Regions from separate parts of the Homo sapiens genome. Here region 1 is linked to region 2. Evidence: chromatin contacts called from ENCODE Hi-C or POLR2A ChIA-PET data. All regions are on one chromosome and are shown on one strand. Each heading gives the region's core, a stretch centred on a gene start or an enhancer-like site at or near the end of the contact. The rest is flanking DNA. Distances are from core to core; before and after follow the strand shown. Region 1 holds the start of DENND6B (DENN domain containing 6B). Region 2 holds the start of SELENOO (selenoprotein O).

What was found. Hi-C counts contacts between places; a loop is a spot of excess contacts on that map. ChIA-PET counts read pairs that join two places held with the same protein, here RNA polymerase II (POLR2A). Pooled maps may share reads with other maps.
Region 1: a loop to region 2 is called in a pooled map of gastrocnemius medialis, with 8 times the contacts of the local background. The contact joins the promoter of DENND6B here to the promoter of SELENOO in region 2. A Hi-C loop is called at or near these places in 1 of 168 maps with a recorded cell type or tissue (OCI-LY7), 7 of 37 single-sample maps with no recorded cell type and 12 of 50 pooled maps. POLR2A ChIA-PET finds 5 or more read pairs at or near these places in 3 of 52 experiments (B cell, SK-N-SH and activated B cell).

The regions. Positions count from the first base shown.
Region 1 is chr22:50,324,642-50,331,021 of GRCh38, forward strand. It overlaps DENND6B (DENN domain containing 6B), which reads right to left and starts at 2,371. Exons shown (of 20, transcript NM_001001794.4): 1 at 2,171-2,371. The coding sequence starts at 2,347. It also overlaps a transcript of PPP6R2 not described here. RefSeq lists a silencer at 2,120-2,759.
Region 2 is chr22:50,199,252-50,205,444 of GRCh38, forward strand. It overlaps SELENOO (selenoprotein O), which reads left to right and starts at 1,760. Exons shown (of 9, transcript NM_031454.2): 1 at 1,760-2,339. The coding sequence starts at 1,786. It overlaps TRABD-AS1 (TRABD antisense RNA 1), which reads right to left and starts at 1,532. Exons shown (of 2, transcript NR_186698.1): 1 at 825-1,532; 2 at 1-77. TRABD (TraB domain containing) reads left to right here. Exons shown (of 10, transcript NM_001320485.2): 10 at 1-344. RefSeq lists silencers at 1,080-2,019, 2,150-2,229 and an enhancer at 2,590-2,829.

The sequences.
Region 1 (6,380 bases), core at 1,121-3,620, 130 kb after region 2:
TCAAACTCCTGAACTCAGGTGATCTGTCCGCCTCGGCCTCCCAAAGTGCTAGGATTACAGGCGTGAGCCACCATGCCCAGCCTTCAAAGTGATTTACTGAATGAGTAACTGAATCACCAGCTCCTTGCCTTTTGCTTATGTTGGCATTTTGGGAGAGGGGTTACCTGAAACAGGACCCCCTCCCCTGTCTCTTCTCAGCATCCAAGACTTATTTACCTAAGCCCATTCCTTCCTCTGAGCTGCATGCATCCCAACTAGAGTCTTCCTTCCATATCGCAGAACCAAGCACAGTCCTGGGGCTTTGCAGTGCTTAGCTGGGCTGAGCTGTGACTGAGTTGCACAGTGGGTGCTCCCTAAGTCTGTAAGTGACTAAAACGACCTCGATCTTCCCTGTGACTTCCAGGTGAGGGAGGAAAGGCAAGAGTCATGTGCTCAGGCCCCGGTGGATCCACTGCCAGGTTTCTGCACAGACTCAGTGATCTGCAGGTGCCCAGATCATTGCTATGGAGGGTTTCGCTCATGGACCTGGGTCCCCAACACTCTGCCAGCTGACCATGCCCCTAGTCCGAGCTGAGCATCCCCAGCAAAAGCTCAGGAGTCCAAGCACACACAGCCTTCAACAGCTCAGAAATAACTTTCCGAATGGGTTTTAGAAAATAACACGAGAATGTCTTAAGGAACAGAGGAACCTCCTTTTTTTTTTTTTTTTTTTTTGAGATGGAGTCTCACTTTGTCGCCCAAGCTGGAGCGCAATGGTGCAATCTCTGCTCACTGCAACCTCCCCCTCCCGGGTTCAAGCCATTCTCCTCCTCAGTCTCCCGAGTAGCTAGGACTACAGGAGTGTGCCACCTCGCCCGGCTAATTTCTGTATTTTTAGTGGAGATGTGGTTTCACCATGTTGGCCAGGATGGTCTCAAACTGCTGACCTTGTGATCTGCCTGCCTCGGCCTCTCAAAGTGCTGGGATTACAGGCATGAGTCACCGCGTCCGGCCAGGAACCTCTTAACTTCTTTTGTGATTTTGTGGGGAACAATCTGGGCAACAGTATTGAACTAAGAAAGGTTTTCAACCCTGGGCAGGTCACCACACTTCTTGGTACTCAGCCCCCACCCAGTGATGCTGTTTGAGGCTGTGCACCTGCTGGGGACCGTGTGTGGTGGGAGGGGCTCCAGAGAGTGCTAGAGTTAATGCTTTTCTGTTTAGAAGACTATATGCTTCTCATGGCCTCTTGGAGTTCAGCAGGGCCTTAGAAAGCATCTCCCAACCACAGAGACGCGCTGCCTGGCTTTCCTGATGATGATGATTTGGCCTGATCTTGGACACCTGCGGTAATAGAGAGCTCACTACCCCTCACGAGGTTCCTTGCGCCAGCGCGGGGAAGCCTCCCTCCATCTGCAGGTGGGCCTCCCCTGTGCTGGTCAGCTCCCTGGTGTGTGTTACACAGGACACAGAGAAGATCATCCTGCGGGGCCTCCCTGGAGGAAAGGAGGCTGCCTGTGTGGGTAGGTGAGTGGAGGCCTGCAGGCAGCAGAAAGACCACATCGAAAGCCCATGGGCACAGCCGATGAACAGACCCCCACGAGCAAGAACACCACAAGACGCAGGTGGAGGGACGGGGCCCATGGGGTCTGGATCTGATGCTAGGTGAACAAGGAGGCGCTGCAGGGTTTTAAGCAGGAGAGCCACAAAGGTTGAACTCTGGGGTGCAGCTGGGGTGGGGATGACATCAGTGATGGCAGCAAAGGAACGGATCCGAGACCTTTGTTGCAGAAGGAGCCGTCAGCCTCGCCTATGCCCAGAGATGGGATGCGGAGCGGAGGGTAAGCCCGGGACTCTGGCGGGAGCCACTGAGGGGATGAAGGTGTCACTGCTCCGGTGGGGAATGGAGGGGGGAGATGTGAGACATTTACTGGGAAAAATCGAAAGAGTACCACTTAGGTTATGCAAAATGCTCCATCCCAATGTGAAGACAAGATCCGACTCCGAGCAGCTCGCCTTCCCTCCTCGGCCTGGGGAGCGCTTCTGGAGCCCGGAGAAGAGGCCCCTCCAGGAGGCGGCGGCCGAAGGCCAGGGAGAGTGCGGGGCGGCCGAGGGCCCCAAGCGAGGCGGGACTGGCCCCGAGAGGCGCAGCCCTGCCCACCCGCCCGCGCCCGCGCTCGCGCCCGCTCACCTCCAGCGCCTGGCCCAGCTCCAGGTCGAAGGTGACCACGCACACACACTCCAGCCAGGCGGAGAAGCGCGCCCAGGGCGCCGCCGGGGTCCGCGCCGCGCGACCTGAAGACGTGGGTCCAGCCGCGCCCAGGCAGCCGCGAGCCCGGCGAGGCCCTGTGCCCAACAGCGCGTCCATGGCGGCGGCCGCGGGTTGCCGGGGAAACGCGGGCGGGGGCGGCGCGCGTCCGGGCCGCTCCTCAGAACAGTCGAGCGGCCGCCGCGGCCCAGTGCGGCTCCCGCGCGGCCGCGCGCCCCCTAGCGCCCGAGAAGCGCCAGCGGCCGGGCGCCGCCCAGGGCACCAGCGAGCCGGACGCGCGCGGGCCAGAGCGGCCGGAGCCCACTGGGGGACTTCCGGGGAAGCGGCCGAACTGGGGCCTTCCAGGGTCCACGCCGTCTGAGGCCCGAGAGAGTCGGTTCGGCCCCGGTGTTCGCGGATCCCGGCTCGCGGGAGCCTCGGGGCCAGGCCAGGGAGGCAGAGCAAGCTGCAGCCAGCCGGCGCCGGGCTCGTCGGGCTTCGCAGGTCCGGCCAGCCTACCTCGCCCCACCGCGCAGGGGCCAGCGGCGTCGCGGGCGTTTTCGTGGCGGAATGGCGTCCTCACTGAGCGCCCAGCCACCACCGCGGACTCGCGCTCGCTTCCTCTGGGGCCCGCGCGGCCTGGGGTCGTGTCTGACCGCGGGTGTCCACGCAACACCTCTGCAGTTTCACTTTCCGGGGGAATCGCGGGGACCTGGAGCGAACTCTTCCCTCCCTCGCGAGGGCCCCGGGCCCCGCTGTGGTCCACAGAGCACCTTGAGGCCCGGCGTGGAAGGGCGAGTTTGGGGCTGTCGGTAACTTAATGAGGCACGCCTTTGAGTCGTGGGCCTCATGACGTTTCCGTGGAAGGCGGGCCGCATATACTGTGGTGGTCCCTTCAGATTACCACGTGTTGGCCAGACGCGGTGGCTCACGCCTGTAATCTCACCGCTTTGGGAGGCCGAGGTGGGGTGGCGGATCACGAATCCAGGAAATCGAGACCAACCTGGTGAAACCCTGTCTCTACTGAAAATACAAAAATTAGCCGGGCGTGGTGGCTGGCGAGCGCCGTAACCCCAGCTATTGGGGAGGCTGAGGCAGGAGAATCGTTTGAACCCCGGAGGCGAAGCTTGCAGTGAGCTGAGATGTCGCCATTGCACTCCAGCCTGGGCGACAGAGTGAGACTCCATCTCAAAAATAAAAAAATAAAAGATTACCACGTGTTGTTCGGATCATCTGGCCTAGGTGTGGGGTAGGCTGTCCCATCTAGGTTTGTCACATAACAAAATCGCCTAATGACACATTTCTCAGGACATAGCTTCACCGTTGAGTAGCACATGGCCGTATTGTTTTTTGTTTGTTTGTTTCTGTTGTTTTTTTTGAGACAGAATGTTGCTCTTGTTGCCCAGGCAGGAGTGCAATGGCATGGTCTTGGCTCACTGCAACCTCTGCCTACTGGGTTCGAGCGATTCTCCTGCCTCAGCCTCCCGAGTAGCTGGAATTACAGGCGTGCACCACCACGCCAGGCTAATTTCTGTATTTTTGGTAGAAACGGTTTCACCATTTTGGCCAGGCTGGTCTCGAACTCCTGAGCTCAGGTGATCTGCCCGCCTCGGCCTCCCAAAGTGTTGAGATTACAGGCGTGAGCCACTATGCCAGGCCCGACTGTATAGCTTTTATTTTTATTTTTAGAGGAAAGGTCTCACTCTCTCCCAGGATGGAGTGCAGTGGCCCATTGCAGCTCACTGCAGCCTCGATCTCCTGGCTCAAGCTATCCTGCCACTCAGTCTCCTAGGTAGCTGAGGCTACAGGCACACGCCGCCATACCCCATTATTTTTTTATTTTTATTTTTTGTTCGTTTTTGTGGAGATGGGGTCTCGTGCTGCCTGGGCTCATTTTCATTTCTCTTGGGCGTGCATAGAAACCAAATTGCTGAGGCATAACCTGGGTATATGTTTAGCTTTCCCCAAAGCAGCCATACATTTAAAAACATTCCTACCAGGCCAGGCGAGGTGGCTCATGCCTGTAATCCCAGCACTTTGGGAGGCTGAGGCTAGTGGATCACCTGAGGTCAGGAGTTTGAGACCAACCTGGCCGACATGGTGAAAACCTGTCTCTACTAAAAAATACAAAAATTAGCCAGGCATGGTGGCGGTCACCTGTGATCCTAGCTACTCAGGAGGCTAAGGCATGAGATCGCTTGAACCTGGGAGGTGGAGGTTGCAGTGAGCCGAGATCAAGCCACTGCACTCCAGCCTGTGTGACAGAGCGAGACTTTGTCTCAAAAAAAGATAAAAAAAGAAAATGGAAACATTCCTACCAACAGTTTATGTTTCCTTTGCTCCACATCCTTCCCAACATTTGGTGTTGCCAAGCGTCTTCATTGTAGCCAGCCAATGAGTGGGTAGTGGTATCTTGTGATTTTTAAAATTTTGTTTATTTTATAGAGAAGAGATCTCATCCTATCACCCAGGCTGAAGTTCAGTGATGTCATCATAGCTCACTGCAGCCTGGAACTCCTGGGCTCAAGGGATCCTCCTTCATTGGCCTCCCAAGTAGCTGTAACTACAGGCATGTGCCACCGTGCCTGGGTATTCTTGTGGTTTTGATTTGCATTTCCCTGATTACTAATGGTCTTGAGCATTTTTTTCCCCTGTGGTTATTGCATGCCATCATTGTAAGATGTACTCTGATTTTGAGGTAGGAGGCAGAACTTTATTCCAGACCAGATTAAAGACTGGCTGAAGGCCGGGCGCGGTGGCTCACGCCTGTAATCCTAACACTTTGGGAGGCCGAAAAGGCGAGCAGATCAGCAGATCGAGACCATCCTGGCTAACACGGTGAAACCTCATCTCTACTAAAAGTACAGAAAATTAGCCGGGTGTGGTGGCTGGTGCCTGTAGTCTCAGCTACTCGGGAGGCTGAGGCAGGAGAATCACTTGAACCCAGGAGGCGGAGGTTGCAATGAGCTGAGATCGCACCACTGCACTCCAGCCTGGGCGACAGAGGGAGACTCTGTCTCAAAAAAAAAAAAAAAAAAAAAAAGCTGGCTGAAACTGGGAAGAGGCAAAAGCACCGCTCCATGAGACATGCCCACCAGTGCCATCTCTGTTTACCATTGCCATGGCAACACCCACAAGTTACTGCCGCTTCCCATGATAACCACCCCAAAGTTAACGACCTTTTTCTAAAACTTTCTGAATAACTTGCACCTTAATTTGTACATAATTAAAAGTAGTTGGCCGGGTATGGTGGCTCACGCCTGTAATCCCAGCACTTTGGGAGGTCGAGGCGGGCAGATCATGAGATAAGGAGATCGAGACCATCCTGGCTAACACAGTGAAACACCGTCTCTACTAAAAATACAGAAATTAGCCAGGCGTGGTAGCGGGCACTTGTAATCCCAGCTACTCGGGAGGCTGAGGTACGAGAATCGCTTGAACCCAGGAGGCAGAGGTTGCAGTGAGCTGAGGTTGCGCCATTGCACTCCAGCCTGGGCGACATACTGAGGCTCTGTCTCAAAAAAAAGAAAAGAAACGAAAAAAAAACAGAGAGAGAGCCGGGCGCGGTGGCTCATGCCTGTAGTCCCAGCACTTTGGGAGGCCAAGGCGGGCGGATCATGAGGTCAGGAGAGATTGAGACCATCCTGGCTAACACAGTGAAACCCTGTCTCTACTAAAAATACCAAAAAAAAAAAAAAAAAGCCGGGCGTGGTGGCAGGCACCCTTATCCCAGCTACTCTGGAGGCTGAGACAGGAGAATGGCGTGAGCCCAGGAGGCGGAGCTTGCAGTGAGCCGAGATCGCGCCACTGCACTCCAGCCTTGGGCAACAGAGCAAGACTCCGTCTCAAAAAAAAAAAAAAAAAAAAAAGAAAAGAAAAAAGAAAAAAAGAAAGAGAGGAGGCTTAGAGTCAGAGAAGTCAATGTGGTGCTGGGATCTGAGAAAAAGAACCTGGAAGATGGTCAGTTGCTGGCTTTGAAGATGGAGGAAGACACTAAACCAAGGGATGCAGGACAAGCTGGAAAAGGCAAGGACATAGATTTTCCCTGGAGCTTCCCAGAGGAAGCCAACATCTGGATTTTCGTCCCATAAGACTCATCTCAGATTTGTGAGCTCCAGGACTGTAAGGTAATAAATGCGTGTGGTTGTAAGCC
Region 2 (6,193 bases), core at 510-3,009:
GAGCCTGTGTCCTGAGCCCCCGGAGCGAAGGGGTGCCTGGGGCATCTTGGCCCTCTCTGGGCAGACAATGTGTGCACCTATGTGGAAGGCCAAGGACATGGGCTGTGGCCAGGCCTGTCCCGCTCAGGCCCCCTGCCCGGCGGCCGTCTGTGTGCGGGGCCTCCCTCCTGGCTGTCCAGGACACAGCCCGTGCAGCCCCAGCCTGGACCCAGGCCATCTCTGGTTGTGTCTGTGCCGACTCGGTGTTGAATCAAATCAGGTGTGCGTCAGGAGCCGGCTGTGTCCTTCCTGCCACACTCGGGGATTCATTCCTTAGAAACTGAAATAAATTCTAATTTTGGAAACTCCTGTTTTGTGACGTGTGAACATGGGGTTCAGGTAATGAAGGATCCCTGCCTCTTCCCCCGTGCTCCAGTGCAGCGGGTACTCGTGGCCCTGCCGGGGCCCTGGGGGAAGGAACCTGCCTGGTTTCCAGCAGAAGAGACAGAGTCGGGTCCCTCCATGCTGACCTGTGGGACCCTTCTCACCCACCAGGTGGGACGCAGGTGGCCTGCTGACACTCAAGACCCTCCATACCCAGTCCCACCAGATTCCAGAGTGTGGACCAGACTGAGCCAGACTGGGGCCCCAGGGGGTCGAGGAGACAGATCAGGAGGGCCCAGGGCCTGGGGAATGGGGAGGGGTAACACCTGCCAAGGAGGATGCTGGGAACGGGCGCCCAGAGCGGCCGGGGGGAGGGGGCTGCTGAAGAGGGAACGGTTGCTGTGGGCTGCAGAGGAGGGTTGGGCACGGGGACCTCACCACATTATCCCTCATCCAGTTACCTGCCCAACGCACGCGGAGGGTCCTGAGGGCTTCACCCGCAGCCCCAAAGGGGCAGAGCTGGGGTCACGCAGAGTCTCGGAAGCCCACGCTGTGGCCCCAGGAGAAGCTTCTGGATGTAGCTCCTGTATGTGAAGGGTGGGCTCGCGCCGCTGCCGGAATAAAGGGAAACCACAGGCAGGAGGGAGGCGCGTCCAGGATCCGCGGCCACCGGCCTCTCAGACAGTCCTCTGGGGCCGGGGCCGGAGGAGATGGAAAGCGGGGGCACCACAGACTCATCTGAACCCCCGCGTTCATTCGGACACACAGACCCCAAATTCCTCCCCCAGGGGTCGGGTCCCTCAAGCCAGCCGAAGACCCCGGTGCCCGCCCAGCCCTCCGGGAGGGTCTGCGCCTGCGGCCTCGCGGGGCCTCTCCGAGCCCGGGCGCTGTTCCATGGGCGGGGCACAGATCCAAGGCCCCTTCCCTCCTAGACGGCAGGCGAGGGGCCCGAGAGGCCGGAGGCCAGGGGACAAGGTCCCCGAGAGGCGGCGCGAGGCTCCGGCGGCCCAGAACCGCGGCGGGGTCCGGGTGGGGTCCCGGCCGCCCGTGGGGCGCGGGGCTAAGCCCCGGCCCGACCCGAACGGACGCGGGCCTCGGTCCCCGCTGCCGGCGCCGGTGCAGCCGAGGAAATCCGGGGCTGCCCGAGCGGGGTCGTCGCTGGCGGTCTCGGAGGCGTTCCCATCTGTCACCCCGTTCGCATCAGCGCGCGCCCCGTGACGCCGACAGCCACCCCGGACGCCTCCGACCCTCCGGCCGGGAGATGCGGATAGACGGACGAGGCAGCCAATTAGAGCCCGGCCAGACACCGCGACCCCTCCCCCCACCCGCCCCACTCTCGCCCACTGGCGATTGGGTTGCGGGACGCGCGGGGCGGGGCTTCCGGGCGGGGCAGGCTGGCTTCCGGCGGGAGCGGGGCCGCGGATGGCCGTATACAGGGCAGCGCTCGGGGCTTCGCTCGCGGCTGCCCGACTCTTGCCCCTCGGTCGCTGTTCCCCGTCGCCGGCGCCCCGCTCTACGTTGTCGGGCGCCGCCATGGAGCCCGCGCCTCGCTGGCTGGCGGGGCTGCGCTTCGACAACCGCGCCCTGCGCGCCCTGCCCGTGGAGGCGCCGCCGCCCGGTCCCGAGGGCGCCCCGTCCGCGCCGCGGCCCGTGCCCGGGGCCTGCTTCACCCGCGTGCAGCCCACCCCGCTGCGGCAGCCGCGCCTCGTGGCGCTGTCAGAGCCCGCGCTGGCGTTGCTGGGCCTGGGCGCGCCGCCCGCGCGCGAGGCCGAGGCCGAGGCCGCGCTGTTCTTCAGCGGCAACGCGCTCCTGCCGGGCGCCGAGCCCGCCGCGCACTGCTACTGCGGCCACCAATTCGGCCAGTTCGCCGGGCAGCTGGGCGACGGCGCCGCCATGTACCTGGGCGAGGTGTGCACGGCGACCGGCGAGCGCTGGGAGCTGCAGCTCAAGGGCGCCGGGCCCACGCCCTTCTCCAGGTGGGCCGGGGCGGGCGAGGGGCGCGGGTGGGTCCTCCCCGCCGGGGCGCCCCTTCCCTCCGCCCGGCGCGGTGTTGGGGGCGTCCGGCGGCTACTGCCAAGTGGGGCCTCCCCTGCACCCGCGGGAGCGCGGTGCTGGCAGCCGCCCGCGCCCTGTGCTTATCAACCCGCCGAGGACCTTGGAGTCAGCTCCACCAGGGACGCCGCTCATGTTTACCGACGTTCGCTGGGGCTCCAAACCCAGGGGCGGGAGCCGGGATGAGAGGTTAGGCTAACCCTAACCCTAACCCCGCAGGTCCCCAGCCTTCCTCCGATCGCTCGTGGGGCGGGCCGCTTCGTCCAGCAGCCTCGCTCTGCGACTGACTTCACGGAGGCCTGGCCCTGACTTCCCTGCGGGCAGCCCTTTTTAACCCCGAAGTGAGGTGGGCATCGTTTAGATTTCTGTGGGGGGGCACACAGGTGGTCTAATAAGGCAGGATCTGGGTCCAGATGCCGCCAGGCCCACCGGGGAGCCGTGCACGCGCCACCTGCCTCCTGTGTATAGACAGCGCTTGGGTCTGTTCTGCTCTTTTCTACTAAACAATGTACTTACTCCATATTCTTTACTGCTTTTGTGAATGACTAGGAAAGTGTACATTTTATGTTCAGAGAAATGCTAAACCCGCATCTCATCCGGCCCCTCCCTGTGCTCTCATCACCTCCCCCTCCAGCACCTGAAATGCCCCTCGGTCCCTCAGCATCCCTTCCCCGGGGCTCCATCTCCCAAGCAAGCTCCTCAGACTGAGGGTCTTCCTCACTCCCCCGTCTCCAAATCCGTTCTGTTCTGTGTCTGAGGGCAACCTGGCTCTGGCTCTCCCTCCCCACCCCCAGCGACCTGCTTAGAGTTGACAGCACCGGCCGCCCACTGGAGCGTTTCTGACCCTTGGAACGTGGTGGAAATGCTGCTCAGCCTGGGGCCTGCTTGTCCTGTGAGCATTTTTTTTTTTTAATTTTTGTTTTTCTTTTTGGCGATCATCTTAAACTTTATGTTTTCATTTTTGGTGATATTTTAAAGTTAAAAAGACAATTTTTTTTATGAGAGTAATCTGTCGCTGGAAGACACTTTTTATGTTTGAAGACTTGAGTATTAACTCACTGCTTTCAGACCTGAGAGCTGCTAGAATATATTTTCTCCTAAAAATTAAGGAGTCCTTTGACCTTTACTCAGGCCCTGCCTGACATCCCCACACGTGTCCTGGGGTCCCTGGCCTCACCAGTTCTCCAAGATTGAGGCTAACGTCTGAAGTGGCTGTGAGAAGGAAGAGACTTGAACAGTGAAAACTGAAAAACATGAAGAAAATAAAGAAAACATAAATAAATGGAAACATCCCTTGTTCGTGGGTTGGATAACTTAATATTAGAAAGACAACGGTACTCTTTGAAGAGATTCAGTATAGTCCTTATCAAAATACCAATGACAGTTTTTGCAAAAATAGAAAAACCCATTCTAAAATTCACATGGGGTCAGGTGCAGTGGCTCACTCCTGTAATCCCAGCACTTTGGGAGGCCAAGGCAGGAGGATTGCTTAAGGCCAGGAGTTGGAGACCAGCCTGGGAAACAGCAAGACCCTGTCTCTTCAAAAAAATATTTTTTTTTATTAGCTGGGCATGGTGGCGTGTGCTTCTAATTGCAGCTACTCAGGAGACTGAGGTGGAAGAATCACTTGAGCCCAGGATTCAAGGCTGCAGTGAGTTGTGATTATCCCATTGCACTCCAGCCTGGATGACAGAGTGAGACCCTGTCTCAAAAAGTAATACAATTCATATGGAATCTCAAGGGACCCTGAATGGACAAAACAATCTTGAAGAAAGTTGGAGGACTCATGCTTCCTGATTTCAAAACTTACTACAAAGCCGCAGTCAGCAAAACAGTATGGCATTGGCATAAGGATAGACATAGACCAGTGGGATGGAATAAAGAGCCTAGAAATAAACCTTCACATATATGGTCAGCAAATTTTCAACAAGTGTGCTGAGACCATTCAATGGAGAAAGACTTTTCAACAAATGGTGCTGGGAAAACTGGATCCTCATGCAAAAGAATGAAGCTGGGTCCTTAACTACACCATGAACGAAGTTAAGAGTGGACCAAAGACCTAAACATAAGAGCTAAAACTCCTAGAGAAAATAGGGAAAATGCCTCATGACATTGGATTTGGCAGCGTTCTTGGCTGTGACACAAAAGGCACAGGCAACTAAAGAAACAGGCAAACAAGACTTCATGAACACTTTAAAAATTAGGCATAAAAATACAGTATTAACAGTAAAAATGCAGCCCACAGAATGGGAGGAAACATTTGCAATTCATATATCTGATAAGTAATTAAGATCCAGAATATACAGAGAACTCTCAAAACTCAGCAACAGGAAAAAAAAATTCAAAAATGGACAAGTATTTGAATAGACATTTCTTCAAAGATGTGGCCAATAAGCACGTGAAGAGTTTATAACATGAGAAGACGCTCAACGTCATCAATCATTAGGGAAATGCAAACCAAAACTACAGTGGGACAGCACCTCATACCCATTGGGATGGCAGTTATTTAAAAAAAGGTTGACCTGGGCGTGGTGGTGGGTGCCTGTAATCCCAGCTACTCAGGAGGCTGAGGCAGAATTGCTTGAACCCGGGAGGTGGAGCTTGCAGTGAGCCAAGATCACACCACTGCACTTCAGCCTGGGCGACAGGGCAAGACTGTCTCGGAAAAATAAAAGGTTGGTCGGGCACAGTGGCTCACGCCTGTAATCCCAGCACTTTGGGAGGCTGAGGTGGGCGGATCATTTGAGGTCAGGAGTTTGAGACCAGCCTGGCCAACATGGTGAAACCCCAGCTCTACAAAAAATACAAAAATTAGCCGGGCATGGTGGAGCGTGCCTGTGATCCCAGCTACCTGGGAGGCTGAGGCAGGAGAATCACTTGAACCCAGGAGGCGGAGGTTGCAGTGAGCCGAGATCACGCCACTGTCCCTGGGTGACAGAGTGAGACCCTGTCTCAAAAAAAAAAAAAAATCGTAAGTTAAAAAGTGTTGCGGCTGTGGAGAAATTGGAACCCTTCTGCACTGTTGGTGGGAATGTAAAATGATAGAGTTGCTGTGGAAAACAGTGTGGAAGTTCCTCAAATAATTAAATCACCACATGATTCAGCAGTTCTGCTTCTGGGTATATCCCCAAGAGCAGGATCTCAAGATTTGTATACCGATATTCATGGCCAAAAGGCAGAACAAGTGTCTATCAGCAGGTGAATGGATTAAATGTGATGTGTACATACAGTGGAATATTATTCATCCTTAAGAAAGAAGATGCTGATATGCTACAACACGGATGAACCTGGAGGACGTGGTGCAGTGAAATAAGCTGGTCACAGAGAGACAAATCCTGGGTGATCCCACTTACATGAGGTACCTAGAGAGCCACATTCATAGAGACAAAGTAGAATGGTGGGTCCCAGGGGCTGGAGGGAGTAGAGGAATCGGGAGCCAGTGTTCGATGGGGACAAAGTTTCAGTTTCTGGGTCCCAGGGGCTGGAGGGAGTAGAGGAATCGGGAGCCAGTGTTCGATGGGGACAAAGTTTCAGTTTCACAAGACAGATTTCTGGACATGGATGGGGGTGATGGTTGTGCAACATTATGAACGTATTTAATAGCACTGATCTGTACACTTATAAATGGCTAAGATGGGCCGGGCGCAGTGGCTCATGCCTGTAATCCTAGCACTTTTGGGAGGCCAAGGTGAGAGGATCGCTTGAGCCCAGGAGTTCAAGACTAGCGTGGGCAACATAAACCCCGTCTTTACAAAAAGTAAGACAAGAATTAGCAGAG